2 separate regions of the Homo sapiens genome follow, and region 2 is linked to region 1. A link is a contact called in ENCODE Hi-C data. All regions are on one chromosome and are shown on one strand. The core of a region is the stretch at or near the end of the contact, and the rest is flanking DNA. Distances in the headings are between cores, read along the strand shown. Region 1 overlaps TRPM3 (transient receptor potential cation channel subfamily M member 3). Region 2 has its middle 15 kb from the start of CEMIP2.

Region 1 (2,962 bases), core at 240-2,739:
ACTCTAGCCTTGGTGACACAGCAAGACCCTGTCTCAAAAACAAAAACCCCCCTCAAAACCCTGACTCTGCCATTTTCAAATGATCTGACTTTAGCTTTGTCCATAAACTTTAGCTTCTTCATCTGTAAAATGGGAGTAATAATGGTATATTACTGTCAAGTAATGTACTGTCAAGATCATTACACAAGATAATGCATGCAAAGTATGTAGTTCAGTATCTAGCACATAGCACTCAATGAACATTAGCTGAGTCATGATTGGTATTTTTATTTCTGTAATTGATAGACTTTGAGCTTCTCAGGAACTATGTTTTATTCCCCTTTGTTTTGCAATCACTAAGAATAGCGCTTACTCTACAAACATGTATTCAGTGGTTATAATATGCTGAATACAGGGTATATTGGGAATTAGAGAGATGCTTCCTGTTCTTAAAGAACTTGTAATTTGGTAGAGACATAGAAAGGGTACAAAGCTTTGCATTATTGTGTGATATGAGCTTGGATGGGGTTTCTGAGGAAGCACTCACATTTGAACTGTGATAGTCCCTCTAGCCTGGCCATACAGAGCAGTCTGGTAGTCAGGACCAGCCTGAGGAACATTATCTAGTTTCTACAGCAGTAACGGCAATATCCGTGAATTAGATGATCCTTGTTACCATGATGATGATGGTAAAAATGAATAGTTAAGAAATAGCCTTCATTTGGTAATATCAGCAAAGAAAGAGCATTATATGCAGCAGTTAATGCAAAATGTTGTTCTATAATGGTTTCTAATGATGTCCTTGTTCTGGGTAGTTACCAACCTAAAAAGTGCTATGACTCAAGCTTACAGATGTCTACCACTGATGAAGATGAACTGGTGCCTTAAAACCCTGATAAGCAGCAGATTCCAGGATGGGGAATAAATTATCTGGAATGTCATATAGCACCAACCAGTATCTGGAGATTTATGTTCCCAGAGAAATGCCCCCGGGACATGCACCCAAGATGGCACATGGGTGGATGTTTAGGAAACGTAGGCTGGTGACTTCCCCTGGGCCTCCTCCTTCCTTGCTTTTGGGACCTGACATTTGGGTGGCTTTTCTCTCAGTCCTTTTGCAAGAGGCAAATGCATGGTCAGTACCACCTCCATACCAAGTGGCATGTTGTCACCTCCCTCTTTCATGGTGACAGTCAGTACAGAGTCCTTCTAGTGGATATTGACTGGTTCCAACTGCCCAGTGTATATTTCCCCATCCTAGTTTCCTTTTGTGGAACCACCCCTTGTCCAGTCTCAGTCCATGAAGTACGGGTGAAATGAACTTCAATGCCAAATCTAGGAGAAGGTTAATCAGTGTATTTTATTCCCTGATTGCAGTGATCGGTTCAGGGATGGACATGTGACCCACACCTGATCAATCAGCTCAATAAGCATCAGCCTTGGAACTTTTGTTGAAACTAGTATAAAAGAGAAGTTCTCTTTTCACAATACAACGTAAGGCTACCAAGTAGAGAAGGCCTGCCCAAGAGTGACTCTATCACAGAGAACAGAAACTGATTCCTGGCTCAGCCATGCCTAAAACCAGCCTTCTATAGTCATAAAAACCATGCGATTCTTTTTCTTAAGTCGATTTCAATTGGGTTTCTGTTACTTGTAATTAGTCTTGACTGATACAATTACCCCCACCTCTAGCCCTTGTCCACAAGCCAGTAATAAGAGATGTTCATATTTTGGGCACCTCATTGCTGAGAGACTGCATTTGGAGTCTTGGAATGGCATGGAAAGATTGGAAGGAGCAATGCGGGATGTAAAACCTGATCTGATACCAAGGTTGAATTATTGCCAGGAGCCAGAGGCCATGCTGCTCCCCTTCTTCCCCAAAGTATAAAGTAAAGGGCCTATACTGATAAAGCTCGAATTTTGTCCAAGTGGGATCTTTGACTCAGAAACTAATGACACAGATTAGACCTATTATCAAACCTGTAGGATTAATGCAGCTGGGAAACTTTGGCCAAGCACCTGGCCAAAGTTAAAGTGAAGAAAACTTATTCTAGAAGCTGGTCATAGCTTAAGATTAAGTCGTAGGGCCTCAAAGTCACGTGCAGGTACAGAATGGGAAGGCTACATCTATGCAGCAGTGGCAAATTAGAAGGGATCAAACATTTGGAGATTCAGATTCTCTATGGTTTACTTATGGGGGTCACATTGACACATCACATGGCAGAAGCCTGGAAATGCTATTTGTGTTAACTATGCATTAATAAGTAGAAATAGATGATTGGGCTCTGGAACAAATTAACAGGTTGTTCAGGTAGAATTCTGCCAAAGTACATGGATGATAGTAAGAAAGCCCTCCCTATAGATGTTGTGGGGGGTTTTGGAGCACAGCCTTCCAATGGTTGAAATGTTTTTCATACATAAACTTTTATAATAACAAGTCAATGACATCCCTTGCTGGAATATAAGCCTCACAGGGCAAGATTTTTGTCTCTCTTGTTCACTAAACAGCCTCTAGAACACTACCTGGCACATAGTAGGTGCTCAATAAACAATGGCTGAATGCCTGCAGACATGGATGTCACACACTGCACATGTGACCTGCAATGTCAGGCCACATTCTGTGAGTTACAGCTCCTCTATTTCACTGGGTGTCTATTTTCCTGTTTATGTCAAGACCTCAACAAGTATCATCATGACCTGTCAATATAGGGTGGCTCCTGTGAGAGCAAAAAACTGACAGAGGGAAAAAATAGATTTTTTGGTTTTTGGTTTTTGGTAATTGCCAAGGTTAAAGCAATAGGTCTGGTCTTTGACAAAAGCTATAGAAAATCTCCCTCTAGATGCTGTTGTGTAAATCTCCATGGCAAACCAACAATACCCCATCTTGCATCCATGACAGACGTTGCCAATTAATCTTGATGTTTTTTCCCTCTGAGCCAAGATGTGACCTTGGAAACCTTCTCAAGACAAAACTCCTGAAAGC
Region 2 (2,962 bases), core at 247-2,746, 1.2 Mb after region 1:
GCACTCCATCCTGGCCATGACCAAGAAGAGCCTAAGCCAAGCATCTGATGGAGGGTTCGAATAAATGCATATTGTATGCAGGAAGGGATGGTTCAAAAGGGCCTTGACAACATACAAAGTATTATAGAAACTAACAGTCATGGCCAGGCATGATGGCTCATGCCTGTAATCCTAACACTTTGGAAGGCCGAGGCAGGTCGCCCGAAGTTCAAAACCAGCCTGCCTGTGCAACATGGTGAAACCCCATCTCTACAAAAAATACGAGAATTTGCTTCACGTGGTGGCACACGCCTGTGGTCCCAGTTACTCAGGAGGCTGAAGTGGGAGGATCCCTTGACCCTGGGAAGTTGAGGCTACAGTAAGCCATGATAGTGCCACCGCACTCCAGCCTGGGTGACAGAGCAAGACCCTGTCTCAAAAAACAAAACAAACAAATAGATCACAATATCTATCATTTGATAACTTATTATGTGCCAACCACTGTGAAAAACTAAAGTCTCATTGGAAAATGACTACTATCTTCCAATATTTGAAGATGCTAGAGTCTAAAAAGCCCAAGTTCAAATCCTGACTCAACCATCTACTCATTGTTTGACTCTGGACAAATTTCCCAAATCCTCTGTGCTTCAGTTTTGCCACATGCAAATTGATAAAATGGGAATAAATAATTCCACAAGGTGACAAGAATGTAGCCAAAAATCTTCCACAAGGCCCAGTATATTTTTGGCAACACATTTCCTTCTTTCCCTATAATAATCACACACTATAAGGAGCTGTATCTGATTGTTGGAATTCACCAAAGATTAAATGTCTTGTTTTATGAGCTTGCTTCCTTGTAAAGGTAGCTTCATGAGCTTCACATCCCTGGATGTGTTTATGAAGAGATTGGACAGGTATATGCAAATAGCAACACTTATAGAATGCTTGCTATGAGCTAGGCACTGCTGTGTGTGTTTTACAGATAGATATTCATCCTGCCAATCCACACATTTTACAAATGAGGAAACTAAAAGCGACTAAGTAATTTGTGTAAGATTATATAGCCAGTAGGTGCCAGGAATGTGAACCAAGGGTGTCTTTGCTCTTAACCACTTCACCAACTGCATATAAGCAATAGTGACAAGGACATTCCACTATTTGTTGGGTGGGTGCTGGTGCCAATGACATCCCTTCCAGCACAGAGATCCATGGGCCCATAATCTCAGTACAGTGTGAACAGCTAAAGGGATTCAACTGTGACAGACTGAAAAACCAATGTAAAACAGGAGGCAAGAGATGCCCACACCTGGAGTGGCCAAAGGAGCAGAATGTTCCAAGCCTGGACAGCATATCACTGAGAGATGGAGATGCTCAGGCTGGGAAAAGCACTGGCGTGAGGAGGCGGGGCAGCCAGCCAGACATGTTTCCTACAGCTAGGCCCTAGGTGTCACCAGTGTGACAGGGCCACCAGTCATCCCTCCATTCTTTTGTACTTTCATTTACACATTTCATTTCGTGACAGGAAATAACACTGTCAGCAGCACAGTTGCTCACGGCATGTGCTGCAGGGGAGCTGACGCACGGAGGGTGGAAAGGGTGGAGGTGGGACAACGGGTGTTTGTGCCAGCATGTCATATACCGTCCTGACCTGCTGCATGCTCTTCCTTGCCCCGGGGCAGGTCTGGCAGCTGCTTACACAAGGCTCAAGTTGTTTGGAGTGGGGGAGGGAGAGGGGACCCACATCACCTATTTGCAGCTTTGCTTTTAAAAGTCGGTATCACCGATTTAGATTTGGGGTTTGGATTTTGAGGGGAACAAGAGGATTATTAGGTCCTAATATGACTTTTCTTCTCTTGCTCCCCTCTGCCTTCGGAAGTATCTAGATGTAATATCTCGTGCTAACCACAAGTTGAGAGTGGTAAAGTCATTCTGCTGGAGAAAATAGTAAAAATAATACTGACTTCCATGTTCATATTCAGTTTGTTTCTAGGAAAGACAAACATCAGTGGCGTTTAAATAAAAGATTTTTCAGCTGGGTGCAGTGGCACATGCCTGTAATCCCAGCTACTCGGGAGGCTGAGGCACAAGAATCACTAGAACCTGGCAGGTGGAGGTTGCAGTGAGCCAAGATCACACCACTGCACTGCAGCCTGGGTGACAGAGCGAGACTCTGTCTCAAAAATAAATAAATAAATAAGTAAAATATTTTTGTATGATTAGCCCATGTTATATATACTCAACCTTAGTCAAACTTTGTATTGACACCCTCTCCACCCTGCCACCACAGATTATTTGCTGGTCAAAAGAGGAAAATAGTTACAGGCCAGAGCAAGGAAGGGAACTGTTTCAGACCACGAGAGACTTAAAATGCACAATAATCAAGTACAACATGTAGTCTTTGACTGGATCTTTATCTGAGTGGATCAATGGAAGACACATTTGGGATCAAATGAAGAAATTTCAATATGGACAAGGAATCAGGTGCTTTAAGGAATTATTGTTAATCTTGTTAGCTATTGTCTTAGTTCATTTTGGGTTGCTATAAAAGAATACCCGAGGCTGGGTAATTTATTAAGAAAAGAGGTTTATTTGGCTCATGTTTCTAGAGGCTGTACAAGAAGCATGGCATTGAGCATCTGCTTCTGGTGGGGACCTCAGGCAGTTTTCATTCACGGTGGAAGGTGACAGGGAGCAAGAGAGAGGGAAGGAAGGTGCCAGGCTCTTTTTAGAAATCATATCTCAGAGGAACTAATAGAGGGAAAAGTCACTCATTGCCACCGTGAGGGCGGCAGAAAGCCCTTCATGAGAGATCTACCCCCATGATCCAAAATTGAGGATCAAATTTCAACATGAGATTTGGAGGGGACAAGTATCCAAACTATATTAGGAATATTAATGATGTTATATAAAGAAAAGAAATTTTAATCCACATAATTGTTTAGGAAAAAAAAAGAAAAAATTTTTTTAAAAAATATGTGTTTTC

Evidence for each region. A loop is a pair of places that touch in the nucleus more often than their neighbours do. Pooled maps may share reads with other maps.
Region 2: a loop to region 1 is called in a pooled map, with 6 times the contacts of the local background. The contact joins two enhancer-like sites. A Hi-C loop is called at or near these places in 6 of 37 single-sample maps with no recorded cell type and 11 of 50 pooled maps.

What each region holds. Positions count from the first base shown.
Region 1 is chr9:70,556,687-70,559,648 of GRCh38, forward strand. All of the region lies in intron 22 of TRPM3 (transient receptor potential cation channel subfamily M member 3), which reads right to left. Among named protein-coding and RNA genes, the nearest start is that of KLF9, 140 kb to the left of the region's middle. Within about 2 kb of position 1,490, at least 2 of the 41 ENCODE cell types and tissues checked have a DNase peak (open chromatin) inside an H3K27ac peak, as active enhancers do.
Region 2 is chr9:71,781,820-71,784,781 of GRCh38, forward strand. No RefSeq gene overlaps it. Among named protein-coding and RNA genes, the nearest start is that of CEMIP2, 15 kb to the left of the region's middle. Within about 2 kb of position 1,497, at least 12 of the 41 ENCODE cell types and tissues checked have a DNase peak (open chromatin) inside an H3K27ac peak, as active enhancers do.